7 separate regions of the Mus musculus genome follow, and regions 1, 2, 4, 5, 6 and 7 are each linked to region 3. The links are chromatin loops, found by intact Hi-C in ENCODE. Cell type or tissue: left cerebral cortex. All regions are shown on one strand.

Region 1 (4,000 bases), 140 kb before region 3:
AACACACTGCATCATTGAGTGATTAAAAGAACTGGTGTCATTTAGAGCTACACTAGGACCATCAGCCTTCCCTTTTTTCTCTAGAAAAAAAAAAAAAGAAAAGAAAAAGAAAAAGGGAAAATACTCTGTTTTCCAGTTAGGCAAGATTTTAATAGAAATGGGACCAACTGTGGCCCTTGAGACTTCAGCTTAAGTGGCTTATGGGTAATCCCCCGCATGCAAGGGAAGGCGTTAAACTGAATCTGATTATTCTATATTTTCTAATTCTGGGATTCTCGTTCTACTTTGCTTGGAGAATACGTAAAACCTCCCACTCTGACATCCTCTCCTCTCACAAAGCAGAATCTTTTTGGCCCCAAACAGAAAATGATCCTAATCTAATGAGTAAGACCAAATATATTATTCCTTGCTTTGTTCAGTGTCTCTACTCACTATTAAAACAAAACAAAACAAAACTCCAATTATAAAAATATTGACGGGAAGTCTAATTTCAACATTTAAATCCAATAAAGATAGCAGTTAGAACACTCACCTACCCCAGCACCTCAGCTCTTCCCCTCCTGCTGCTTCTCCCATTTCATAATTCTCTTTGTCATCATCATGATCCTTGAGGCCTCTCTAATCTATCCTTCTTATTCCTTTCTCAAAACAAACAAGGAAGAGCAAAGGGACAACCAAGGAATGGCTGTGTCCTCTCAGTGCCAGGGTATACTGCACTATAATATTTTGTTCCTTTTATCATATGCTGCTTTGGAGGAATATTTTTTAGCAAGAAGGACAGAAAATCCATATGTTCTGCTCTTCACAGATGCATTGTCCTACACCAAGAAATTTGTCAGAATAGCTAAGTGATCTCTTACAAACAAAGAAAAAGCTATTTGAAGTTCTGAGATTCCACCCCGTGTATCTAGGAAGCTGGTGTAGGAAGGGGGACCTATGAGCCCATCCCCAGGGGAAGCCAACAAGGAGACGGCGAGGGTGTGCACTGCTCCACCACTTGACTTGAATTCCCATGTTTCCTTTTTGGGGTTCCCCGTGGTCTCTCGTGCTTCTGGGCGTTTCTTCCAGTTCCACACAGTGCTTCCTTGGATAATAAAACTTGCTCATCTCCTTAGATATCCTTCTACTGGAGTATCTACAAATATATACTGGTCACTTCCAACCCTGACCCCTAGTTGTACCTGCTGTTTCTCCAAGAAAGCAGGAAAGTTATCAAGTGGGACAGGTCATATAGATCTAGATTAACTCCTACGAAAGGTCAGCTAGACTCATCATGTATCTTAGTATTAATCTCTTGCTCATGTAGATCACCTCCAGAGAACAGTGGGCTGTATATCCCAGAATAATGGTGCTGAAGTCAGATGTTTAAGAAAAAAGTTAAGGGAAGGAGGGAGGGAGGGAGGGAGGGAGGGAGAGAGGGACGGAAGGAAGGAAGGAAGGAAGGAAGGAAGGAAGGAAGGAAGGAGGGAGGGAGGGAGGGAGGGAGGGAGGGAGGGAGGGAAGGAAGGAAGGAAGGAAGGAAGGAAGGAAGGAAGGAAGGAAGGAAGGAAGGAAGGGGGATGCAGACTGTCAGCAGTAGCAGCAGCAGCAGCAGCAGCAGCAGCAGGAAGTTGGACTCCTGCAGACATGCTGCTGGCCCTTGCCTGGGCACTGGTGTCAGAGTTCTCAGCCAGCTCCTGACGCATGGGGGCAGCAATGAGCAATGCAAAGAGTGGAGGTTTCTGCCTACCCATTGTGAGGAGCCTTCTTCACAAAGTTACCCATCTCCGCCAGTTAATGGAGACACTTCTTCCCTTTATGTTCCTTCTTGTCCCCTTTCTTCTCAGGCCCTCCTGCCCTCCGTTCTCTAGTTTCTCTCCTCCCTTATGTACTGTTTGCTTTACTGTTCTCTCGTCCCTTCTATAATCCCAACCAGTCACATGTTTCTTTTCCAGTATGTCCAGAAGCTATGCTCTGTATTGTCTGTTTTCTGGCATTCCTAGGGTGACTTGTCCAGTTAACCCATTCAGCTGCTCTTGCTTCTCCGAGTCAGTCTGATGAGGACCAGAACTTGCCTTGCTGAGTCTGATGGGGACCAGGGCCTGCCCTGCTGAGTTTGATGGAAACCACCAGAGCGTGCATTGCTAAGTCTGATGCGGGGCCAGTACCTATTTTAATGGTTGGCCTGCATCCCTAGAACAGGCTGCTCTTCAATTCTTTCTGCAATATGCTCCTGGTATCTGCTTTAGGTTGGTGGATGCAGACCCTGAGCACCATCTCAGCTAGTGCAGTGCCCTTAGGGTGTTCTAACCTTGCCTTGTTGGGGTCCAGAGGTGATCTGAGACCATGAAACAAACCCAAATGCAAACCTTGTAGTGGTCACTGTTAGAGAACATCCCTGGACTTAGTGTTTCCAGTCAAAACTGAACGTTATACTTACCTCTTGTCTGCCTCCTATTTCTGCTCTCAGTCCTGTGCTCTATAGAGACCTTTAAATGCCAAGAAGGTATAAATCATGGCCTCCCTTTCCTCCCACTGTCCACCAGGGCTATGCTGATCTGTTCTCTCTCAACCCATCAGTCAGCCCAAGCTGTGTGAGAAGACTCAGCATGCCTCTGACTACAGCAGTCACTGCAGAAAGCAGAGGCAGGAGCTAGGTTTTATAGGCCAGCAAATACACTAAAAGCCCTCAGGGGGAAGCCACAGCCTCAGTTCCCAAAGCAGGTTGGTGCACAAGGTCTATGCTCTGTATTTACAGTGTCAGTTTGGAGCCAATTTAAACAATTTCAATCAACAGAACCCATATGATAAATTGCATGTTACTCATCCTTTAAAAAAAGAGACTAGGCTGGGATTTAATTTGAACTTTGAGTGGGAAGTGGACTCCAAAGAGCCTCGAAGCTTTCTCTTATAGACACTGAAACTAAAAACGAGGCAAGAAAAGTTTGGCCCATAAGTCTACACCACCTGCACCTTTGGAATAGGACTGAAGTTGGTAGTTCCATTTGGGCACATTGTCCTGTGGGTCTTGGAATGGTTCTGTGAATTTAAGCCTTACTAGCAGGCTGCATTTGAGAGAGGTAAGCAACTTTGCTAGGCTTAACCAGAGCAAATAGCATCTATTACACTATGTGGGTGTTTTTGTATTAAAAGAAATAAAGTACTCACTAACATTTATTGTATAGTTAACACATGCAAAGCAGTAAGCATACGGCCATCTTCCATGTGCATGAGATGATTCTAATCACACCGTGTTGGTTGTTGAGTATCACTGTTAATAACAACTGTCTTCACAAACACAAAGCACAGCACACATGTCAAATGCTCATCAAAATACATGTAACTCACTTGATTTTCCTCACAGCTCTGTGAAGTTGCTTTGCTACAGAAGAAGAGAAGATGCAGAGAAATAAAGCTTTGCCTCAGTCTAAGAACAGATGAGTGATGGAGCAGGAACCGGAGCCTCTGGGCTTTCTGTAAAGGACACTCTCCATTAAATATTTATTAAGCTCCTGTTAAGCACCCAGCACTATTCCAGGGGCCTGGAATGTGTTGCTGTACCAAGGTGTTTTATGACGTGGAGAGAGGCACCAACATCACACGAGCCAACTCGACGACATCTCTACCATGTTAGAAAGCGGTTGGTGTGGAGGAGACATATACAAAGGGAGCCGGGGAGACAGATGAGATGGTACGACATGAGGTTTGGATCAGGAGAGCCTTGCTGAGAAAGGGATGAGTCAAGCACTGAGAAGCAGAGGAAGCTTGCCAGCCCATATGGGGGAAGATCATCCCAGGCAGAGGGAGCACGTGCACAGACCCGAAGGCTTGGATTGTCAGAATCAATTATGCTAATTGGTCCCATACTCCCTCCTCATCCCAAATTTCTAAGCTTAGCAAATATAGCCCAGCACCATGAATAACAGCAAAGTTTGAGAAGTAGATTTTGTGATGTCTCTAGATGACAAATCCAACTGTTAACCTCCACGTGCAACAGAGGAGGCCACTCCTGTGATGAGAC
Region 2 (4,000 bases), 480 kb before region 3:
CCTGGAACTCACTATCTAGAGCAAGCTGGCTTTGAACTCACAGAAATCTATCTGTCTATGCCTCCAAAGTGCTGGGGCTAAAGGCATGTGCCACCACAGCTGGACAATAATTGCTTATTAACATGGCCACCATTTCAAACAGTTATGATGATGTACTTGGCAAAGGGTTGGTCTGTATTGTAGCCTGTGTAAGATACAAATGAATTATAATAATAACATTAGTGAAGTCACATCACAGGCAGTAATAAGAATTTTTAAATGTGTTGGGGAAACAACCCCTTATCTATTGGGAGACAGCCAAGATAACCAGTTGACAAACAGTGGCTGACAGATGAGCTGCTTGGCTGTTTAACACACTTAATAAAACAGTGTAGCCGCGGGAAATCACTGTCTTGCTGAACAGCTGTATCCCAGGGGTTTCCACAGCAAAGATCCTTTGGTCTCACACTACAATAAACACAAAGATGGATCTGGAGGTGGAGGCCCAAGAGGTGGGAGTACCAGTGAAGGCGGAGGTCTGCACACAGGCTAAACATCCAAAAAGACAAAAGACTCCACATATGGAGAGATGGAGAAGGAAAGAGGCACCTTGTGGGGTGCCTGGCTTACCAGAGAGCTTTCATTTCACTGGTGAGTGTATTGGGTTGAGTTTCAAATAAAGGGGAAGATAAAAGATCAAATCCCACGAACAGTTAGCCCGTGTTTTGAAAACTAATCCAGAGCTCAGGGTGATGCCCACTCTCTAAGCTCTGTGACTACCCATCCTTCAGTGAGGTGGGTGGGGGTCCCTGGTAGCATCCTCTCAAAGGGAAGATTTGTGTCTCCTTCTGAGAGTTTCAGAGATGGAGCTTTTCAGGTAAGCAGGCAGGGAACTTAGGCTTGCCAAGTGGGTTCAACGTGGACCTTATTTTGCACCATTGAATGGAAACAAAAGGCTGTTGCAATTCTAATGCAAGGAGTTCCATTCCTAGGTCATTGTCATGGCTTGGCAGCTTCCTAGAGCCTGGCTTTTCCTCAGGGGCTGTCATGGGCCAAAAGAAACTGAGGTGTAACCCTGTTCCCCTGTTCAAGTTCATCATTTTACAAATGGTGAAGCTGAGACCACGACGGCTGTACACACACACACACACACACACACACACACACACACACACACACACAGCAAACTAATCTTTAAGAATGGGTTTCCTATCTTCAGTGCCACCATCTCCTCTTCTGGTATGAAAATGCCTTGAGAAAACAAGAAACTGCAGTTATTTCTCAAAACATTTTAGTTTGAATTCAGGGGATGCCCAAACACGCCTCTCTGCAATGTACCTTCTTTATTGGTAACTATGGGCATGTATACACACACACACAGAGAGAGAGAGAGAGAGAGAGAGAGAGAGAGAGAGAGAGAGAGAGAGAGAGAGAGAGAGAGAGAGAGAGAGAGAGAGAGAGACCAAATACTCATGGAGGAAGAGATAGAGGAGTGAGAAAGGGAAGGAGGGAGGGAGGAAGGGAGGGACAGTAAGAGGGAGGGAAGGAGGGAAAGAAAGAGGAAAAAGAGAGCATTATTTCCTATGGCCACAAGAGGGCGCCAGTACCCCATGCTAGACCTCCACTAAGCTGTACCTGCTGTGTGTATATTTATTTTCAATGAGGTCAGGAGGACCAAGGTTGTAAAATAACATATTTTCACTTGTTTTCCTTCTTCCATCTCAGACATAGCATTTTTCCAAAGTCAATTATCTTCCCAAGATGCTATTTTCCCCTCCCCTTTTCTCTATGCTTTTTCAACCCATCAGTGTCTGTCACCAACAGACTGGGCACAAGGAAGGGCCCTCAAAGGAACCTCCTTTTCCATAACTGGGGATGTCAAGTCCCCGTTCTGGCGTTTTACTTTTAAAAAGCTGTGTTCATGTAACAGCTCTGCTCTCCTGCCTCCAAGGAAGAACTGAGATGGCAGGGATCCAACAGTGACTATAAGAGCTCCTGGATGCTCACATGGGTTCCACCTAGCAAGAACAAATAGCAATTGCTATATTTCCCTATAGGAAACAAACACAATTGCAGCAGCATTCAGAGCCATTCATAATCAGAGGCTTTGTCCATTTGCACAGATAGGTGGGTGACCAGGATTACTATAAGGAGACAGGAAGAAAGTCACTCACCTTCACAGGCGTGAAGACAGACATGGTGGGGGGGGGGGGATAATTAGCACTTCTCAGAAAATATTTCCCTGAGGTGTACAGAAATGCAAGGGGGTGCTGGGCAGATGGGCCTCCTTTCAGGGAGGCTATGATGAGAGGAGGAGGCTACCACCATCTTATAGCTGAATACCAGACCAAGAATATGCCCCACCCACCCACCCACCCAGGAGCCCTGGGTAGCCCTAGTTCCACAGGTTCTCCAAGTGGCCCAGCACTGCAAAGTCTTTAGTGTTTCCATTCTAGAAATTTCCACTAGGCCCCCTGCATGTACCAAGAGTTCTACAAAACTCACCTGATCAAGGCACTCTCATACAGCCTTCTCTGTCACCTGATGGCCCTTGAGACGCAATTCCCTGCCCTATCCTTGCTGATCAAGTCATTGTAGTCAGAGACAATGATATCAGGCAGCTTGAGTCAGACCTTGACAAGAGTCAGTGACATGATGGGGACTATCAGGGGGACTGTAGGGAGTACCAGCTGCCTGGGCAGCCACGCGTCTGCTGGGGTATCACCCTGCTTTCCAAGTCATGTGGAACTGGGCTCATCTGTGGCTTGGAGTGTGTTTGCTGTGTAAGCTTGGGTATGCTGCAACTGTAGCTGCCTTTAGAGGAGCAGCTTGGCTGCCTGCATCCTGAAGGCATGCGAGTGTCTGTGCTCTGCTGCAAGGCCCCCACATTGCAGTTCCTTCTGTCTTCCTCCCATACTTCTGAGGTGTTCATGGGGAAGAGGAACTCACACCCCTGTGGCAGCTACACTCAGACCTGCCCTCCCTTGCCCCAGTCTGCTTCAGATCCACACGATACATTTAGGAGGAAAGAGAGGGTCAACAGCTGAGCATAGCACAGTAAAGAATCACCAGTGTGCTGGGCTATCCACTGCTATGATGCAGATGACAAGGCTAGCTCAGTACCCTGGAGTTGGGTCAAGAAGATGGATCTCTTTATTCCTGAGCAGACTATCTGCTGCTATCCTAGGGAACCAAACCTTCAACCTTTATGTGACTTTCAAAGGGGCTCCAGCCCCCACCAAGGACATTTCATCCACCCACAAAGCCCTCAGGAGACACATTCCTCTGCCACTTTTGACACAATTTCTTCGATCAACCCTTGGTGCCTGGCAATTCTGTCAATCTCTGGTGACCTGCAGATCTTCTCAAGGCCTCAGCTTCAGATACCGCTGACTCTTGGCTGGTCTTGCAGGGCTCTGAGCCATGGGCTCACTCTGCCAAGTCAAAGATGGTCTCCTCTGGAGGAAAGTCAGGACTCAGCCCGGAGTCAGCATACATCCAATCGCACTCTCTTCAGCCCGTAGTGAACGAGGCCAAGGCCAGCAGGAGCTAAAGACGATTCCCCTGAGTTTGCAGGTAATTTAGATGAAAAGAGACAGGTGTCCCTGGCCCTCCATAAATAAATTGTGCAGCCATGGGGCTGGGAAGGAGAAGCCAGATAGTGCCCAAGGGAGCTGAGGGGTGGAAGCAGCCTTGCGGGCTGATTACACATACATCTGCATGCCCAAGGGGGAGGGGGGGAGGCAACAGTCCTGCCACAGTGGAAAGTTGCTGAGAGGGAAGTTGCTCAAAGGCAAGAGGCCAAAAGCCATCCAGCAGATCTTGGGAACGGAGCTGCCATAGATAAGCCTTAGCACTGCAGTGTCGAGGCTGGAGAAGGCAAGATGGCAGAGGTAAGATGCTGAGCGGGAGGGCTGGAGAGATGAGGGCCGGGTTGGGGATGGACAGAGGGACATGAGCAGGCGCCCCAGTGTCTGTGAGATAAAGGAGTTAAAGCAAAGAGGAAATGGCTTCCAGTCCG
Region 3 (4,000 bases):
TGCCAACAGGAACCCTCTCATTAGTTGAGGCCCCCTGCTGGCTGGTGGAGGCAGCGCAGGGAGGGAGCCTGGGTTCTCTGGCTTAGGCTGAGTTGTCCCACCCCCTCCACTAACCTGCCAGCATCTGGCACCTGAACGTGGGTGAACAAAGCTACTTTGACAGCTTCTCGCGGCCCCAGCATCAGTAGGTAATAGTCTTAGACATGATCTTAGGTCAGAGTCTTACTCTGGTTAGGAATCTGTCAGAGAATGTACCAGAGGTGACCCTGGGGAGGATCAAGCATATCTCCATATCTACCCAACAAACAGATAACCCCGAAACCATATAATGTGATAAGCATCTCACTTCGAGAGCACAGAACAGCAACCTCCCGACTGTTTCTTGCACAGCCTATGAGCATTCACAGTCTCCATACAATTGCTAAGAGTCTTGTGGGAAAAGAATATTGAGAAGGAGATCAGCACAAGAGGAATTACTTGACTTAGCCCAGTAATGCCCAATCTATGACAGACTCAGGGGTCCTGTGTCAAGTACACTGGAGGAAGGAGCCCACCCAGCCCCTAGAAGCAGAGGGAGGGGCAGAGAGCAAGGTTCACACACAACAAGGAGCAGATGGACAGGGCTGAGCTGTGCACAGCTCAGAGACAGAGCACATCATCTGGAGTTCCTAGGTTCAATCTCCAATAACTCCACGAACAAACATGTAGATATGACTGATTGTTACCTAACTTGCAGGGTAAGGGACCTCTGGGGGTGGGGGATGGGAGGGGGTGAGCATCCCCAGGCAGATAACTCATCTCAGTCAGAGTTTGAAGAAAACAGGTTTAAAACAAACTGGTATTGCCTTCCACCAGCTATGTACTTCAGAAATCCTGACATCTTAGTGTAGAACTCAGGAAGCACAAATGAGAAAGTGAAAAAAAAATACACAGCTACCTGTGACTGGGCAAACCACAACGATACACAAAGCCTTTCTCCCTTCCTCAGATCTCTATCTTTATCTTTTCAGAGAAACCTCACAGCACTCAGAAAGATCCAGTGTCCAGCATCCAGCATCCAGCATCCAGCATCCAGCATCCAGCATCCAGCATCCAGCATCCAGCATCCACCTTGGAGATGAAAGTCTCCTTGCTCCTATGTATCTGATGCCAGAGCAAAGGAAACTCTGTTAGTTCTTTGATCTCTGAAGAGGTTGCTTCCATGGTAAAGCCCTACAGGGATCAGCTACCTAAACTTCTCCATGAAATTCTGCTGTCTCTTCTCTCACTCCCTTTCAGCATCCATCATAGAGCTTGCTGGAGCACGTACCTCCTTGAAGTTCTAACAGAGAGCCATGAAGAACCCTCAAAGGGAAGTTCAGATTCCCATTCGGGCTAGGAGGTGCTGACCTGCCTCGATGGCTCTATCATAACACACCTGGAAAATGGCGCAGTGAAGTGAATCTCTTCTTTACTTTGAGCAAGATCATATTGAGATGCTAGCCAGCCTTGTTTAGGGGCTGTAGATGAGCCACATCTCCATTTCTCCATTGTGGGGGGTGCCTGGCAGTGTCAAGATTCTAACTGTATTATCTTTAAAAAAAAATGAGATGAACTCTACCTTTGACAGCACTAATAGGAATGGGTGTAGTAAAGACTTCTTTAGACTTTCTTTGTCTAAGGATGGGACAATCCAGTAATTTTTTTTAAATGGGGAGTGGCTAGACCCTCAAAATTCTGATAACTATTTGAAAATTCTTACCAGAAAAAAAAAAGCTATGCATAGATACAAGAAAATTTTACAATAGCTGATCATTTCTTGTCCCTCAAAGGCAGATGTCTTAAAGCGTCCCCAAGACAGGGCTGAACACTGAAGAAAAGAGTCATCTGGCCTGGCTTGGCCTGGGCGTTATGCTTGTGGTCAGCTCCAGGCTCTTCAATAGCTCTGTGGCTCCCTGTCATCCTGAGGGCACCTGGAAGCATCAGCCCAGGACCTGGAAGCCTAGGCCAAGACTGTATAGTCAGATGTTTCAGGTGAGGAAAGGTACTAAGGAGAGCATCGCTCTACAGCCAACAGGACTTCCTGCCTTCCTCACTCCCCCTCTGGCTACTGGATTTTCTCCAAAGGCAGCAGCAGGCACCAATGGCTAATTGCTCCAAAATAGCTAGTCTCCATTTCAGGGTGCTGCTTGCGTTTGCTTTAGTAGTTGGCAAATGAATCCTCCTAGGGATTATAATAACCCCATCCTGGCTGTGTTCCCTGGAATCTTGGCCTCTTTCCCTGGCACTTGTCCCAAAAGGGTTGGAAATCTCTGAGTATTTATCCCCTTGAAGATTCCCCGTGCTGGCCTGGCTCCTGGCCATTCTGCACACAGAAGGCCAGCTTCCTCTCTTCCTCCATAGATCAGACCCTGGACTGGTTCTCCCCATCACCACAGCATTCTGCTCAGGGGCCCAGTCCTGTTTCCAAGACGCTGCTCTCTTCCCACCAGGGCTGGCAATCTGCCCATCCAAGACTACTACTCTGTCTTCCCTCCTCACTGTCCTCTCTGTCAGTGAGGTTTTCATCCTTTGTGGCAGATCTGATTTTCTTCCCCCCACCCCCCACACTATCATTTTCATCAAAGTCTACAGCACTGAAGGGAAAAGGGGAAGGCTTCACTGTCTAAAGAGACACATGAGCAAGCAGTGCAAAAGAAAAAGAGATGAACAAATGGAGAGATCCCGCCCTCAAAGAGCTGATTGTCCGTTCTTCATTCCTGATGACAAACACATGATTTCCCCCAGCAAGAGATGCACAGACATTTTGTTTCTGTGCCTCAGAATATTATCATAGACCATTTGTTAATGATGTCACATTATCAAAGCATAGAGGAGGGTGCAGTCAAATTTTGAACACTTGTCAGGGGATATTTCTGATTGTCTATGCACCTGTTTCTCCCCACATGACTCTGAGTTCTACAAAGATAGAAACTAGATCTGAAAATCCCATGCCGCAACTCTTGTCTCCTCCCAAGCCCCATTCTCCAAAGAAGATGCTGAGTTAGGTGTAGTCAGCATAAGACTGAAGTCTTTAAAACTCATTGTTGTTGTCTGAATCATGATGGTCAAGTACACCAAATTTCAAGCAAGATTCTTTGCAGAGCATTGACTTCTACAGTCCTATGTCCTATGAGGCAATGCCGCTTAGAATGTGGGGCCAAGTGGAGAATAGAAATGGCCTTATAGGGCATCTCATTTCACTAGGTCCTTGGCCAAGATCACAGTGGGGATTGGTCGAGTGGGTGTATAGCTGGATCCTAGCAGAGCCAGCATCATTTCTGGAAAGCACACAGGGAGTGGGCTTGGTGCTATTCTTGTGTAGGAAGTACAGCATGTTTTCTTTAAGCCAATCCTACCCAGTGCTATGAAAGACTTGAGAAAGTTCTTAGCAGCTTCCATCCAAGAGCACTTGCTCGTATAGAAAAAAATGACTGAGCCAAGGAAATCACCCTAGTCTAGAAGATGCTCCTTTGCCTTCATCTGCTTCATGGCTTCCACTTTACAATCCAGGCCTACTGCCTAGTCAATAAAACTACTGTCATGTTGCCTTTTCATGGCCTTTGCCAAGTCACCATTGGCTCTCAGTGGCAATTCAAAGACAATCATAATAAATAAACAACAATAATTAAAGCATCCCATAATAGATCATATAAAACCTTTATATGGCTGAAAAGCCAAGTTAGTATCATTTTAACAAGAGAGAAGAGGGTGGGCCTGCTCAGAGGGAGTGTTTGGGAAAGGAAACTATTTTAAAGCAGCCATTGTGAGTTCTCCCAATTGAAATGAATGCACAGAGTCATCCAAGACAGGAGGACTTGTCCTATGTAACAGACTGCAAGCTCTGCGAGAAAATAGACACCATACAATGGTGAGGCTGGAACTCAGTCAGAAGCTGTTTGGTTAAATCAGACACTTCAAAGAGATATTATTATATTATTCACCAGGGTCAGACAGCCTCTGCACAGGAAAGGGACAAATC
Region 4 (4,000 bases), 73 kb after region 3:
TTCCTCGGTGTCATCGCCAAGGATGTTAGGATGAAGAAGTCACCTGATCCCTCTTTCCCCACCAAGAATTGCTCTAAGGCATCACTGTTGGCTCACATAGTGGGACTACTCTTGTTTTCTCCAGAACATGTGAAATATTCCACAGTGCACACCAAGGATATTGATGCGTGTTTGATAACCAGATACTAAAGAGGTAGGGAGCAAGGCAAACTTCATAAAACTATCACTATTAGTATTATTTGATTTTTATAGTTACAAAGTACTTTTGCCTACATTGGTTAATTTGGCCTTCATAAAAACTAATAAAGAAAGTGGTATTTATCATCATCATCATTATTATTATTATCATTATTATTATTACTATTATCATTATTCTCATTTTACAGACGAAAAGATTGCTCTGGTCTGAGCACTCACAGTGATTATATACTTTGGATACAGACTTAGAAGAAGGTCCTCAAACAACCAAGCTAAATTTAACAGCAATGATAGCCTTCTTGTTATTTGGATATTACTCTTCAGTTTCAACACATTTCCACATAGGTATAAATTGCCAAGTTAAATTGCACAAATATGCAGAAACTTAAGATATGCGTCTTTAGCCGAGTCATTTTACACCCTAGAATCTTTCCTTAGGGAAGAAAAAAAATCAAAGTGTCTGTACACACCAGTCTACTTCGTAATCTTGTCCCCCTGAAGATGGGTTAACACAGCCAGGATAGGAAGCCCAGGCCTGATCCCCCCATGGGAAAGCCTCATTCCAGGGATAAGAATGGGCTCCTCTGTCTCAGTGCTCTCCCCACTTGGCCTCAGGAAGTAAAGTCTGTTCATTTAAACAGTAGACACGTTTGTTGCTTTAAGAGCCGATGGGAAGGTGGGCTGTAGAAATACTTTGTCTTCCCAGCCTCGCATAGTCTATACATTCCATCTAGTCAGGAGACTATGTGGAGCAAAATCAACTGACAAGTCTCAAAATTACACGTGCACACAGTAGGCCCTCAGGTGTTTATTAAAGTCTAGGTTAATGGTGTGGAGTCTAAGCATGCTCATGCTAGTAAATGTCAATACCTTCATAGCCAATGTTACTTTTCTCACAGAAAAAGAGGGTGCTTAATGGAGCAGGAAGAATGGGAGACTGGATTGGTGAAGTGTATTGAAAAACAAAAACAAAAACCCAGAACTTTTGGGACCTAACTTTAGTACTTTGGCATGACCTTATGAAGTCTCCTCAGTGACATGACAAACAGGGCAAAGCACTCTGCTTGGACCATATAAGCTTTTGGGAGACCAGAATTTAAGAAACACTCAAGACCGTGTGCTGGGAGACCATTTCAAGTTTTGACCCCAAGCTGTTGAAAGAAGAAATGGCATATCCCCACTGTCCCCACATCCCAATACTTGCTTGGCTGAAAGCACCCAGAAGCACACTCTTAGTGGTTAGCAGTTGATAAGTCCAGGAGCTAGGGCAGAAAACATTTGCCACCATGCCTAACTATCTGGGACCCAAATGTGAAAGAAAGAGATTTAGAAGTTGTCCCCTAGCCTCTCCACTCATGCTGTAACATGTGCACCCATGTGGACATATGCATACACACAAGTAAGAAATGTAGTTAACCCCAGGATTGGTGTGGGAATGCATCTTAAAGGTTTCTGTGCAAAAAGGCAGAACTGTGTTGTGGGCTGTAAAATGAATGCTCTTCCAGGGACTCTTTCTTCCCTTTCTCCAGGGCATACTTTACCCAGAAGAACCTTTACCTAGCTGCTATTCTCCCAGCCAAGCTAGCTTCATCATTGCAGCTAGAGCTGGAGCTCTCGAGAAAGGCATCTCCTCCAGTTCTTTGTTTTACAGACAGGAGTGTGAAGGGCCAGGAATGGAAGGACTCAGCCAGGCAACACTGATGATGGAACCAGGATAGTGAAGGTAAAGCCAGGACACTGATGGAGGAGCCAGGCCCAAGGCATGGACAAAGCTCATTTCACTGCACCTTGAGATCAAATAACTTACACTTGCCTATAAAGGCATGGCCAGGGTGTGTGAAAGGCTCCCTAGATTCATCAGCTGTAGAATGCTATCCCTTGGCATCAGGCAACCATCAGGATGTGGGCACATTCGCTGTGTGTTCTGTTGCTGCTGCTATAGAAACAAGCCACAGCAGTGCCGTGGGAGGCAGATGAGTCAATGGATGTGATAAAAACCACTTTGGGGACCACAAAGAAGATGATATAAGTTTTAGCCTTTGGATTTGGCTGCTAGTTAAGATCTCTCTAAGAACTATTAACATTTTAAAACAGACAGCTCCCCTTATAAAATTGGCAAGCAAAGTGGGGTAAGGACAGTCTCAAACACTGTTTATGGGATGGTGTGTAGCCCCAGGGCTCTGGTAAGAGGCAACAAATCTTAGCTATGTACATAGGCTTTCTCCCCTAACCCAGAAGTTAGCAGAAAAGTAAGCCAGGTATAGATGCAGACATTTGATGCAACAGTTTGCAGTGACTCTAGTGGAGAAGAACTCGAAGCTCCCAACAGTGGAATGGTTGAATAGCCTGAAGAGGACTCCATCAAATATTCTTTTATAAAAAGTTGTGTTCTTGTTGGATCTCTAATTGTTGCCACCCTGTGAAGATCTTGATGGTGCACTGGAAAGAAAAGACTTTACTTGATTTCTTACTTGATTTCTCACTTACTTGATTTCTATCTGCTAAAGACCATGAGTAAACTGGTCCCCATGTCTCCTGTGGAGAAGGAGCCAAGACAGAGAGACAGTCAAAAGGCAGAGAAGGAAGTACATCAACCATTAGCTCAGAGTGGTGAACATCCAGTGAGAAGATTCCAGGATGCTTAATGAGAAAATGAATTCAAAATGAAGTCTCTGCCTTAGCAGATAGTGCATGGCTGCTTCTCTCCAGGAATCCACTGCTGGGCAGGTGTCCAGGTTCCACACTCCTTCTCTTGTAGAGGTTTCTGCTGTCGGCCACATTAGCCACCCCATTGCCCATATCTACAAGGATGTGGCTCGTTCTTGATTTCTCCAATGATACTTAAGCTTGAGCCTGGGGTTTATCCAAGACTGTACATAAGCAAGCACATGTCTACCACAACAACATTGTATTATTCGGAAAGCTCCAAGCAATGGACTTTAGCATAGAATTACTAGTACAGGTTGCTGTGTTTAGGAATTATATTTTTCAACCACCACGACACACTCCTATGCTGTAGAGAGGCCTACACTTATATAAACCTTATTGCTTCTCTATTTCCAGACTGCCAGGTGAGGCTGAATAGAATTCTGACAGTAAGGGTCAAACTGGAGTTGAAAGAATAACTATCAGTTTTTCTTTAAAGGAGTATCTATGTCAAGAAGCGACCCTTCCTCCCCCATGAAGGTAACAAGCAGTAGCAATACCCAAGTAGTTAAGAGTTCATTGTTACATCAAACCAACAGTGACATGAGCTAGCAGATTTCAGCACAGATGGCTACCATCTTACCTAGACACTTCCCATCAGCCTCAAAGGACATCCTCAATGTTCTGACTCTACCAAACGCTTAGTGTGGAATATTGATACTCCTCGGTTGCTTGTCTGAACACATCTTCTTTATCCTACATTAACCCCTCACTCACTCACTCACTATGATTTGGGATGCTGAGGATCCTGGTTTAGTCAACACTGTTAAATGAACCTTCCCTATTTATTTAAAGTGCTACAGAGGCACAGTAAAGGTTGAAGAGCTCCTACGCAGAAATAGACATATCAAAGATGCACATACACTTTCATGTTTGCTGTAGCTCCATTCTCGTTGGCCCAGCCTGATCAGCCTAAGAGTCCCTCTAACTGGTGAGTGGCTAAAGAAAACAGTGTGAGGAATGTCATTTGACCATTAACAGCAACGTGCTTGCCTTTTTCAAAGCAGGAATAGACCTAGAGACATTGTGCAAAGTGAAATAAGCCAGACACAAAAAGACAAATATCGAGTGACCTGGTTTACATGTAGAAACTAAA
Region 5 (4,000 bases), 110 kb before region 3:
GGTGAACTTGTCACGTTCTGAGAAGTATGGCTGGGTTCAGCAGGGCCTAATGCCCCCAAGCTCTTCATAGCTAATGAAACTGCTGATGGTAGCAACGTTGAAAACAGAACACCAGGTCTCTAGACACTCATTGTCCAAAACGATAGGTAAAGGTACACGTTGCTTATGACCACAGTACTGAACAGCATGGTTAAAGAACATCTCTGTCATTGCAGAGTGTTGAGTTGACAACCCTGCTCTGAGCCTTTAGCCAGTCATCTTCTCATCTGTCAACCACCCTGTGGGTACCTAGTATGTAGGCACCTGTGTGTTGTCTGCCCTGTCAAGTGCTCAGATTGCAACATCTTACTGGGGAGGTAAGCAAGGCTGCAGACAGCTGTGATGATCTGTCTGCTTCTCTATGGTGGACAGATGTTTATTGTAGGGAAGGGCTGGAGAGATGGACGTTGTCAGATAGGGAGGAGAAACCCAGGAACTTTCTGATTTCTACCTGTCTGGGTCGTGCCTCTAGTCGGGTCTCAGTAATTCTTCTGTCTTTTTTGTTTCCTTTCTCAGCTGTTGTTGAGTCTGTTTATTTATTTGAGGGATGAGAATAAGACAAACCTCACAGGATTATTTTAAGTACAAATAAAAAAAAAAACAGTCTAAGGAGATGTAGCTATGCTGCTACACTGCATGTGACACATACTACCAGTTCAGTGGCTACTAATTTGGGGTAGGTTCTTTGTTTGTTTGTTTGTTTGTTTTAACTTAATCAGGTTAGGCTGCAGTCTCTCTCATGGTCCCTGCCCAAGCCTGAGCTACAGAGAGCCAAGCCTGTAGCGGTCCTGTGTTATGCCTGTATGCTGGACTCGAATGCCGCTGTAATTGCAGCTATTTCCAACCCACAGTGAAGCCTTCTTTTCTTCTCCTTGCTTTGTTTTGCAGCAGGTGGTTCTCATTATTGTTCAGCAAGGTGGTGGCAGGGGACACACTGGTGTGCACTCTGTGCTTCATGAGCCACGTATTTCCTGCCTGCAATGCGAAGGCAACAGCCACGAGGGCCTGGATCTAGGATTGTATCTGGTTAATCTCCACTCTGCTGAATGCAGTCTCACAGCAGGGGAAGAGAAGAACTTTGGTTTATGACTATCCGGGAATCACAGCCCTGTTGTCAGCAGCCTCACATCCCACAAGTTAGCCATCCTCTTTTCAGTTCTACATTTCTTCTACCTCCTCCCTTAAGCGGGTGGCGTAGTCCATTTTTGTACCGCTATAAGAGAAAAACCGCAGATGGAATAATTTATTAATGAAAAAGATTATGTTTTGGTTCAGAGTTCTGGAGCCTGAGAGTCTAGAAGCAAGATGCTGACCGTGGCAGCCAAGATCACCTTGCTGTGTCATCCCATGGGGTGAAGTAGAAAGAATGAGGGGACACCTTTAATAAGGAGTACACACTGGGGATAACATTGCTGGTCTATTAGGTGAGCAGATTCAGGACCTTCCTTAGCCCTTGTTTCCCAACTTCATCTCCCTAGGGACCAAGTCTTCAACACTGGTTTTAAAGGACTCATTCCGTCTGTATAGTAGGCTAATATTCCTCCCCTGGTAAGTTTGTTGCTCAGGGCAATACAGTGCCGTATGGAAACTAACAGGATGCTCCAGTTAACACAGGCTGTGTGGCCTGTCTTTCCTTCTGAAGAGAAGCATTCAAAACCTCTACAGTGAAGCTGACGGTGTGTCCTGGTGGTAGAATATTTGTCTCACTTGTCCTGTCCACACCCAGCACAGGAAAAATGAAACAAGGCAAAACTTTTTTTTTTTTTCAACTTGAAGAGACAGCTCTCCGGGAGCACCATGTTCACTCAGCGCCACACTCTCTCATCTACCACACGCTGGGGCCATCAGCTACAGAGTCCCAACTGGCTCTCACCTGAGCCACAGAGAAAGATTTGACTATTTCAACATCAAGGAGAAGACAAAATGCAATGCACAGAGCCGGGCGGGCCACTGTTGAGGCCCTAACCCACCCATCAAAAGGCCACATCATTAGTGTGACAGAGATGCAGTACCATTTCCTACCTTCCATTTCTAAGACTGAGCCCTCAGTCACTTCCCTGCCCAGCCACAGTGGCTTTCTAAGGGACAGGATGGGATGCTTGAACATCTCTGCTTTAGGTGAATTTGTGTTCTCCACACTGATGTCAGATAGAAACACACACACACACACACACACACACGTACGCAAGCATGCACACACACCCCTGGAGGTAGAAACAGAGGCACTGTGGAACAATATCTAAGCAGGATCATGTAACCCTAGACAAAGCCATATCACCACTGGAAGGATGGCTGTGGAGTTCGCTGCCAAAGGAGCAACACCCAAGGAACAGCCTTGAGTACTGACTTCACGGCAGGCAGCACGAGGGTCATAGGAGTCTGTAGCTTTGAAGGGAAATGTCCTGGCTTCCTTGCTGCTGGGCTTCTGGATCTTTGTGCCTGCCCTAGTTAGAAGCCAATTGTTTCTCCTAGTCGCAGTCCCACTCTTATCACCCAGAGCAAACTTTCAGACACCTACTGCTGATTCACTGGTCCCTCCTGAATCAGCAGAACTGGAGAAAATGCACTCCCCGGAGATTCCTGCCTCCGGCTCTGCTCCTGGAGGTGCTGGTGACATGCTGTGAACGATATTTAAAGCGCAGGTCCTGAAACTCCACTCTCAGATTCTATATATAGTGCCTTTTGTACAATTTCCAATGCACATCTTATACAACACATTCCTTCCACATGGAGCAATGGGCTGGGCTACTGGTTAGGGAGTAGTGGACTCCAAATATAACTTCTTTTTTCATCAGGATGTAGGGCCAGTTTTCACAAATTAAGAATTTTGTACAAGCAGTAGTTTGTACTATGCAGTGGAAATTAGGCACTTACCAATATGTTCTATTTGCTAGTAATTGCCTCTGTGTTCTGTTTATGGCAAGGGACAGTATATGTAATGCCATTAGTATATGTAATGTCATTAGTATAGATCTATTGCATTCATATAATGCTTCATTTTTTTTTTTACTTTATAGACATGAATGTGTGTATCCGAACACATTTTATAAAGACAGACTAGCCTGTTTCTACAACAGCATTGAAACATTAAAAATGGGAATTTTTAAAATTCCCATTTCCCAGACAAGGAAACTGAGACACAAACAGTAGTTGTTAGCAGTTTACTGTGATGCCAACATTCATTCCTTTCTTCATTCACAGAAGAATATCTTGAGTCCCTGTGAGGCACCAACTGGAATTAAGAGTGCCAGGGAAACAGTGATTCACACACACACACACACACACACACACACACACACACACACACACACACTGTTTCCTATAACATTGGACAGACAGACAATTGGCACATGAAGTAGGGAAGTGAGGTTTAAGTTAAACTGTGAGGGCACATCTTCAGCGACAGGGAGTACTGGCATGTGCAGTCTCCAGGAAAGCAAGTGAAGAGGCTTGGAGAAGAAAGAATACTTTCTTAGTCCACGATCCACCCCAAGCTGCAGCCACGTACAGAACCGCTGTCTAAGAAGATGAATGGTTGTTATCATGTAGAAGAATGCGAATCGATCCATACTTATCTCCTTGTACTAAGGTCAAATCTAAGTGGATCAAGGAACTTCACATAAAACCAGAGACACTGAAACTTATAGAGGAGAAAGTGGGGAAAAGCCTTGAAGATATGGGCACAGGGGAAAAATTCCTGAACAGAACAGCAATGGCTTGTGCTGTAAGATCGAGAATTGACAAATGGGACCTCATGAAACTGCAAAGTTTCTGCAAGGCAAAAGACACTGTCTATAAGACAAAAAGACCACCAACAGACTGGGAAAGGATCTTTACCTATCCTAAATCAGATAGGGGACTAATATCCAACATATATAAAGAACTCAAGAAGGTGGACCTCAGAAAATCAAATAACCCCCTTAAAAAATGGGGCTCAGAACTGAACAAAGAATTCTCACCT
Region 6 (4,000 bases), 51 kb after region 3:
CTTTGAGGTTATCTTGAACTCTCCTCAATTTTCAAACTTTACAATTGAATTCTACATAATCCCTAAAGTTACCGTTAAATTGAATAGGTCCCAAAGTCACACCCTTCCATGAAAAGTAACATGTAAACATCCTATTTCTATGGCCCCTAGACAATCAGATTCCATTATTAAATAATACATTTTAAAAAACATATTGGAATAGATTCATAAGGCAGTTTTTTAAAAAGCCTCATAAAGCTTGAACATCTGGAACAGTAAGAAAACGTTTGTGAAATGTATAGAGAATGGTCTGGCCCAGCGTGGAGGGAAGAACTTTCTAAAGAATCAGCAGTTGAGGGTTAGGAAGAAAGAAGATCATGGCATGCAAGATGGAGAGATGGGGGAAGCAAAGGATAAAAAGGACACTTGAGAGGCATGTGGAGGGACTTGTGACCCGGTGAGATAGCCAGGTCTTTGTCTCTTGAGCATTGTGAAACTTCTTCCATCACTGTACATAACCAGCTCTTTGTTCCTTAGAGACCACTCAGATTCTACTTGGAAATCAGACTGAGGGCAGTGACAGTGGAAATGGCATTCAAGGGCTCATTGCATGAAGCAGGGGATATGATGGGAAAAGAAGTGGGCTTGGAAATTGTTAAGATTTGTTTTATTTTATGTGAATGAGTTTTGTCTTGGGGGGGTCTGTCCGTGTGCTCCTAGTACACTAAAAGGCCAGAAGAGGGCATCAGCTCCCATGGAACTGTAGCTACAGATGGTGTGAGCTTTAGTTCTGGTGCTGAGAACCAAGCCAGGTCTTCTGGAAGAGCAGCGAGTGATCTTACCTGAGCCATCTCTCCAGCTTCTGGCCAAAAGTTTTAAGATGAAGGAGGCAGCTACGAAATGAAAGAAGACGTACCAGGTTTTTACCCTGGTTTTAGTTATACTGGGAATCCAAGCAAGGAGTTGGTGCTTTCAAAAAAATTCAGTTTCTATTTGTTTGTTGCAGACAAATATAGGGGTGGGATGCTAAAACTGATTTCACAGAACAGAGAATAGGAAGAATAAAGATTAATGTATACACATGGAGGCAATATACAAAGAGCCATTGCTGTCATCTGAATGTTCCTTCTGCCTCCAACTGAGGGACAGGTTGGTGCCTTATATCGAAATAAGCTAGAAACCAGTTTATTTTTCCTTTCAAAGAGGTGTCTCCAATTGCTGCATTCCCCCATATGAACCTATTCAACTGTTAACATTTTCTTAAGAAAGGGAAGAGGGAAAGGGAAGGAGGGATAAGAGAGGCAAAAGGAAAAGAAAAGCTAAGAAACTTTCTGAATTCCCCGAAATAATGATTCCAGAGTGTATCAAAATCATTGTTTATTTTGCCCCTATTCTGCAATTATATCATAACTTACTGGCTTTTCAAATAATGAACAGATTAATAGTCTTCATATTTTTCATCTTAATACAAATAATTCTACTGAACTTCTGACCAGAGTTCATGAAAGAAACTCTGGAATGTAGAGCAGAACTCACCCAAATTGAGATGGGTTGCCAATCACTGCATGTCTTCTGCACACTTCCTTTTTGGTAGCTAGCCACCTGCTCACTCTAGCTTTTTCTCCTGTTGGCTCCATCCCACTGATGGCTTTGTTCCTAGAACCTTCGCTCTACGGCATGTCAAATGCTTCCGAGAGTTTGGAGCAATGGGCTCTGTCTCCTAGTGCCAAACCCAAACATGCCAACTGTACAGGAATCCAGGGTAGTGGGGTGAACCCCATCTGCCCTTGTACCTCTTTTCCTTCCAGCCTCTGCTGGCCTCCCCCAAGCTGTGACAGTCTCTTTCTCTCCGAGAATGACCGAGTCACCTTGAAGCAGCCCTCAGTGGGGTTTGCAACAATGTGACTAAAAAGACCCTGCCAGCCTAGAAGATAATTATCTTAATAAGAAAATGTCTTTGAAAACATAGATTCTACAAACTACTTCTTCATCTCCAGACTTGAACCAAGTGTACAGCTCCATCTCAAAATATGATCTTGGAATGAAATTAATATTGATTAGGAAGGGTTTTCTTTTTAAAGAGGACTCTATGGAAGATAATAAAAATTATTTCAGATTAGGAGGTGGGGAAATAAGATGAGAATAAAAATGAAGTATTAGCAAAGCACTATAAAATGACAATAAAATCCAGTGTTGTTAAATCACCAAGTTAATTACGCGAAGAGTCTAGGAAAGTATATTAAGTTATTACCAAATTGTGTGACCTGTTTCTTCTTTAATGGATATGGTTTTGAGGTGGGCACGTGAGGGCAGGAGACTGAATTTTAGAACTACAGATTGAATTACATTAAAGATTCTCATGTTCTCAATTATCAGCCCACCATGAACAAGTCTAATGTGTGCTTAGGCGTCACTCTTCTCAGGGAGCCTACAGCCAGTCAGAGGACACTGGAGCAGGTACCATGATTAAACCAAACATATACTGAAGGGGACCAAAACGAAGAGAGATTTGAGTTCTACTAGAGGAATCAAAAGATCACCAGCCACCAAGCCACCATGGCCACCAAGCCACCATGGCCACCAACACTATGGTAGAAGTGGGCAATTCTTGTATGTATTTTGGGCTTGCTCAGCTGAAGGAAATGCAGAGCTGGGACCTGCTTCTTTCTGGAGGTAGGCTCAACACAGTAAAAGATGTAACTCCTATTGACAGTCTCCCAGACAGAACAGATGCCCAGGCAGGGCTCCAGATCAGAAAATAGCAGGGAGTGGATGCTAAGCTGATATTTAGAGCAAGGGACAAGTTCAGGAGCAAAAAGGGAGAAATTAGTCCCCATGTGGCACTGACTGTACATAGAAAGGACTCCATGAGACCATGAGATTCCTTAGCTGTGTGTTACCTTTATGCATTAGTGGGGTACTGTATGTCAGAGCAGTCAAGAACAAGGATGAGATTGGCAAGCTGCTCCCCTTCTATCCTGACTCCATTACTAATTAGCAGAACAATCTTGAAAATGTTATTTACTCTTTCTCTGCCTCCCTTCATTACCTTTAAAATGGGAATAGTCATAAGACTTACCTCATGGGGCTATTGTAAACATTGAATAAGAAGATATTGTACTCAATGGACTCAAGATAATTCCCAGCATGAAGTAAGCACTCAATAATTATTGACTGCAAAGTATTTGTCATTAATATAACTGAATTTTAATAAAGCCTTGAGTTACTGAGTGCTTATACAATTTTGAAACTGTGAATGAAGACATAGGGCCTTGTCTCAGGGGCATGTTGAATGAGTATAAAAGGGTGTGTCATAAAGAAAAATAATGAGTTGTCCAAGCAAGAAATAGGACTCAGAAACTTAAAGAAGGCTGTAGGGAAGGCTCAGCATCCTGAGGTCCAGGAGCTGTGTCATTCAGCTTTCTAGCACTATGTTAAATGCCAGTGAGAGTCAAGTTAGAAAGAGAGATGATTGATTTGGACTAACCAGATTTGGAGATTCCAGCCCACAGTCATCTGCCCACATTGAGTCTGTGAAAAGAATCCCACAGCCATAGTGTGAGGCACAGAGACATAGCAGAAAAGTTCATTTTATAGCTAGAAAACAAGGGAGGAAGAAGGGGAAGGGAAAGGAAGAAGAGAAGCAAAAGGAGGAGGAGAGAGGATGTAGGGTCTCACAATCCCTTTCAAGAGCATACCTTTAATGACCTAAGTACCTCTGCATGCTCAACCTCTCAACATGCAATAACTCCTCCCTGATGGCCATGCCTTTTAACATTCATATCCAAACTGGCACAGGGTCCTTCTTTGCCATGACACTGACTGTTATAAGACAATGTTGAAGGGACGGGCTTTTATTTTCCTAGCGGAATTTTATGCTAATGCTCAAAATGAAATTGAAAGTCATGTCATCCACTTGCCTAAAATCTCACAGTAACCGTTATGGGGATGAATTGGATACTCCTAATCTTTCAGGATGATTCCCAGGGTAGCTTCTGGATATTTCACCCAAGACAATGGC
Region 7 (4,000 bases), 65 kb before region 3:
AAGCACGAGGACCTGGGTGAGACTCCCTGCATCTGTGTAAAAGCCAGGCATGATGACACATATGTACATCTCCCGAATTGAGAAGGCAGGCATAGACACATCCTCAGAGTTTGCTGGCAAGTCCCAAGGTAAATGAAAAACCCTGTCTCACAAAATAAAATAGAGAGCAATAAAGGAGGACACCAGCATTTATCTCTGCCCTTTTCACACACAGGTCAAACACAGACAGGGTTTATGTACACACACACACACACACACACACACACACACACACACACACACTACACAATGCACAATGCACAATGCACAACACATACCATACACACATCCATAAAAACTGTCAAAAAAGTAAGTGGATAGTTTCACTCCAGAACCTGGGCTAATGGGACTTCCCCACAGCTGATGGCACAGAACCATTGCTATGGCAGGAGGAGGTGGCTGTGATGGCTGTGTTAAGTCCCCATTTAATCAGACCTGGGTCATAATGTATCCACTGAGAAGACCTTTATCTCTCTCCCACTTACATTTCTTTGGAAGGCCTTCTTGGCTTAGAAGATGTCAGGAATTTGCCATTCTATCGCAGTCTTATGATGTAGGAAGTCTGAAGCCTGCGGTGGCATATTTATGGAACAGAGTAAGTATATGCTGCTCTGGTGAGCCTTGTAATGCAACCCTCTCTCCACAATGTAACTCCCTATTTAAACCGTTTACCACATTCGGATTCATGAGTTGTTCAGATGTAACTGCCCATGGCTAAGCTTTGTTCATGTCTACATAGTTCTCTCATAGTATAGTTTAGTCAATGTTAATTTTACTTTCTTGACAACATATTCCAATTTTAGACCTTTCTTAATTGTTTGGAAATTGGGTAAATTGTCAGTCTACATTAGAATAGATGGCATCCATGTAAGAGAATATTTTTTAATGTTTGGATGAGGGGTTTCACTGAATGAAGAATTCGATTTTTTTGTGATGACAAGCTTTGGTGGACAAGGACTTGCTCTTATTGCTTTCCTGAATCCCCAGAGCCTGACACAGTGTCTGAAACTTGGTAGACACTCAACATTTGTCCATCGAATGAGCGTCTCTTGCCAGAATGCTTTCTGGAATTATTGCTCAAATTTTCAATGCTGCCAGTACAGAATTAAATTGCTCCAGCAGACTCCTTCATGGTTTCCATGGTGGCTTTCTTTTCATTTGTGTGATGATTAGCAAGTTTGTGAATATTGCCAAAATTCTCCTTTTACTCTTGTGTTTTCCCTCAGATGCTGTACTAATAAAACAAAGACCTATCTCAGTGATCACATCCATAGATTTCTTGGGTTGGAGGTGGGGCTGGAGGAGCCCAGCAGAAGCAATGAAACATAGAAATATACCGTGCCCATCCTTGTCTCAGTCCATATTATGCTGCTATATAAGAGCACCCAAGACTGAGGAATGTATAATTTTCTTTCTGACAGTTCAAGGGTCTGAGAGTCCACACCAAGGAGTTAGCACTGGTCAGAAACTTTCTTGATGCAGCATCAAATGGTAGAAGGTGAATGAAAACGGAGAGATGAGAAGTGAACCAAATTCATTCTTTGATCCTGTGGCAGTGGCATTAGTCCATTCAGGAAGGCATAGACCTCGTAGATCAGTCACCTTTCAACGTTCCCAACTTGGAAAGTTGCCACAGTGACAATCAAATGTTAGCATGCTTTGGAAGGCTGGACCTTCAAACCATTCATAGCTGTCTTCTTCAACATCAGCAGATACCTTTATCGAACCCATTTTATAAGTACTGCCCCAAAATCTTCACATTGTTGACAGATGGATACAGGTTCAACTCTGTTTGCTGAGATAAGACACTGAAGCTTCACAAGTGTCTGGGACCGCACATGCAAGAAGAAAGAAATAAGGCAGTGTTGAGGTTTTGTTTGTATGAACTTGGAGCCTGAGTTCCTTCTCTGTGCTTCCAGAAGCCTGGGTTGGGGGCATCAGAAACAATCTTTAAGGAGAAATCATGTCTTTTGTTCTGGCGGATCTAATGTGTGGGGTAGGGTCTGAAGACAGGGGCCAGAGATACTGTTGTGCACTAAGAACACATGACCTGTGGCAATGCCTAGGGGAAGCTAACACTGGTATTGGTCCCCCAAAGGCCCAAGAGGTAACATTTCATAGACTTCAGCGGATAGGAGGAAGACAGATCCAAAGCAGGTTAGCAGCCCAGTTTGGGATTGGCACACAAAGCTACGAGGAGAGTGTGACAAGTGTGAGGTGCTGCCAGATGAGCAAGCTGGCCTCATGCCAGGTCTCAGGCTTAGAACCCTTTCCAGGTATCCTCTTTCCCTGATAAGAAGTGGTTGGGAAGCCAACTGGCAGAGGCGTCCCAATAGGCAGCTAGTCATGTAGAGTTATTCACATGTAAATTCATTAAGTAGAATAAAATTAAAACATTGATTCCTCAGTCATGCCAGCCACATCCCATGGCTTAGAGGATGGGATGTCACAGGTATGGAAAGCACTCGCTGTCACAGAATGTTCTACTGACCTACACAGCCCTTGACTGTCCAGGTGGGCCAGTAGCTATGGTAGTCATGATTACAGGAACCTATAAGAAGTGCAGAATCCCAGAGCCCATCCCAGACCTTGGGTATTTCAGGTAAGAAGACCTCACAGAACTGTGTAAGTGCCTTCCAGCTGAGGGGCACTAACACTTCTCTGTGGATTTGACCAGTCCCGGTAGATCTGCTCTGCCTGCTAATGACCCATGCCACCTAGGCTGAATGTTTCTTAAAAGGAGATGAATGTCTAATTTTTATTATCTTCCCTACAAACACACACCCCATCTATTGCTCTTCCTTTTATTTTAGTTTTGTTCATTTTTATGACCGTATTTTTGGATCTCATTAATATTTAAAGGATTACGATGGTGGGAGCCTGCCTTGGCTCTTACTTGGGAACAAAGCATATATCCCTCCACCCCCACTTCTCCCCACTATGTTTCTGTAGCCAATATCCCTGTGGCATCCCTCCATAGAGGGGATGACTTCATCAGTTCAGCGATGTGCCATTTCAGCAGCCTCACCAAGAAGCTGGGTACAAAGACCCACCTACCTTCTGCGCCGAAGTCTTGGGCAATGCACCCGTTTATAGATGCCCTGGCAGGCATGGGAACCCATCTTGCAAGGAATCATAAATATTTAACAGTAAGCACTTTGTAAAGGAGAGTGTTATTAAGGGTGGTGCTGCCAAGCATCCTCAAATGTGCCTATATATCAGGAGCTGCTAATGCTGTGTGGACATAACCCCCTGACAATAGCCCTGGGCAAATCAGCTCCTTATCTTAGGGGGAGAGTTGAGAAAGAATTTAGAAGATTTTGAAACTATTTCTACCGTTCCTAAGATACAGCCCCCTCTCTCCATTGTCTCCTGGTGGGGAGTGGTCTTCTAACACATCTGCAAGAGAAAAGGCAGTGATGGGCAGGGGGAAAATATCACGGGATCTCCACATGCTCCTCCTGTCCACACAAAGAACTGTCCCACCCAGCCAGTTTTTTTCACAGGGCTTCTTGTATTCTGCTACAAGCAGACAGATCTCCTGTCACCATGGAAGCCCAGCCCACACCATTTATTTCAACTCTTCAAGCTTTAATGATACTGGCTCCGTTTTCTTTACCCTGTGGATTGGATACACCACATTGCAATTCAAATCACCCCAAACACCACAGTAAGCATGAGGTGATCACATTTCTTCCTAAGTGGAAATGGTTCTCCACAGGGGACTCATTCTAGAAGCGAGGGGCTAGGGCACCATTGCCCTGGCAACTTCTCCTTCCCCAGATGATCATCACTGGAGGTAAATGCTTGGAAGATTAAAGTCTCCAGTCCACGAAGCAAACTCCTGTTATGTTAGAAAAATATCCTGCACTGGCCATCTTCAGTGCAACCGATTAAGTCACAAGGGATTGTTAAATGCAAGGGATGTCAGTGCGTTGCTCTTGTTATATTTATCCTTCAA

What was found. Hi-C counts contacts between places; a loop is a spot of excess contacts. Peaks named below come from ENCODE experiments on the same cell type or tissue, not always from the same donor. Only the 100,000 strongest peaks of a DNase experiment are listed, where the experiment ranks them.
Region 1: a loop joins it to region 3, with 5 times the contacts of the local background. A loop is called at or near these places in 12 of 42 quality-filtered maps.
Region 2: it touches region 3 in a loop (4-fold over the local background); 15 of 42 quality-filtered maps call a loop at or near these places.
Region 4: it touches region 3 in a loop (7-fold over the local background); 4 of 42 quality-filtered maps call a loop at or near these places.
Region 5: it touches region 3 in a loop (6-fold over the local background); 2 of 42 quality-filtered maps call a loop at or near these places.
Region 6: a loop joins it to region 3, with 2.2 times the contacts of the local background. A loop is called at or near these places in 3 of 42 quality-filtered maps.
Region 7: a loop joins it to region 3, with 7 times the contacts of the local background. A loop is called at or near these places in 5 of 42 quality-filtered maps.

What each region holds. Positions count from the first base shown.
Region 1 is chr9:30,002,142-30,006,141 of GRCm38, forward strand. No RefSeq gene overlaps it. Among named protein-coding and RNA genes, the nearest start is that of Gm26435, 290 kb to the right of the region's middle. In left cerebral cortex, a CTCF peak has its summit at 1,690; DNase peaks (open chromatin) are centred at 236, 864, 1,694, 2,627 and 2 more places.
Region 2 is chr9:29,660,076-29,664,075 of GRCm38, forward strand. It overlaps a transcript of Ntm not described here. Among named protein-coding and RNA genes, the nearest start is that of Gm15521, 29 kb to the left of the region's middle. In left cerebral cortex, a CTCF peak has its summit at 1,576 (motif pointing right); DNase peaks (open chromatin) are centred at 1,580 and 1,880; H3K27ac peaks cover 410 bases.
Region 3 is chr9:30,138,104-30,142,103 of GRCm38, forward strand. No RefSeq gene overlaps it. Among named protein-coding and RNA genes, the nearest start is that of Gm26435, 150 kb to the right of the region's middle. In left cerebral cortex, a CTCF peak has its summit at 42 (motif pointing left); DNase peaks (open chromatin) are centred at 2,216 and 3,309; H3K27ac peaks cover 1,983 bases.
Region 4 is chr9:30,210,804-30,214,803 of GRCm38, forward strand. No RefSeq gene overlaps it. Among named protein-coding and RNA genes, the nearest start is that of Gm26435, 79 kb to the right of the region's middle. In left cerebral cortex, no CTCF peak of the experiment used is centred here; a DNase peak (open chromatin) is centred at 2,124; H3K27ac peaks cover 2,373 bases.
Region 5 is chr9:30,024,489-30,028,488 of GRCm38, forward strand. No RefSeq gene overlaps it. Among named protein-coding and RNA genes, the nearest start is that of Gm26435, 270 kb to the right of the region's middle. In left cerebral cortex, a CTCF peak has its summit at 2,066; DNase peaks (open chromatin) are centred at 1,061 and 2,651.
Region 6 is chr9:30,188,622-30,192,621 of GRCm38, forward strand. No RefSeq gene overlaps it. Among named protein-coding and RNA genes, the nearest start is that of Gm26435, 100 kb to the right of the region's middle. In left cerebral cortex, no CTCF peak of the experiment used is centred here; DNase peaks (open chromatin) are centred at 1,646, 2,704 and 3,480; H3K27ac peaks cover 1,376 bases.
Region 7 is chr9:30,073,155-30,077,154 of GRCm38, forward strand. No RefSeq gene overlaps it. Among named protein-coding and RNA genes, the nearest start is that of Gm26435, 220 kb to the right of the region's middle. In left cerebral cortex, no CTCF peak of the experiment used is centred here; DNase peaks (open chromatin) are centred at 2,291, 3,036 and 3,597.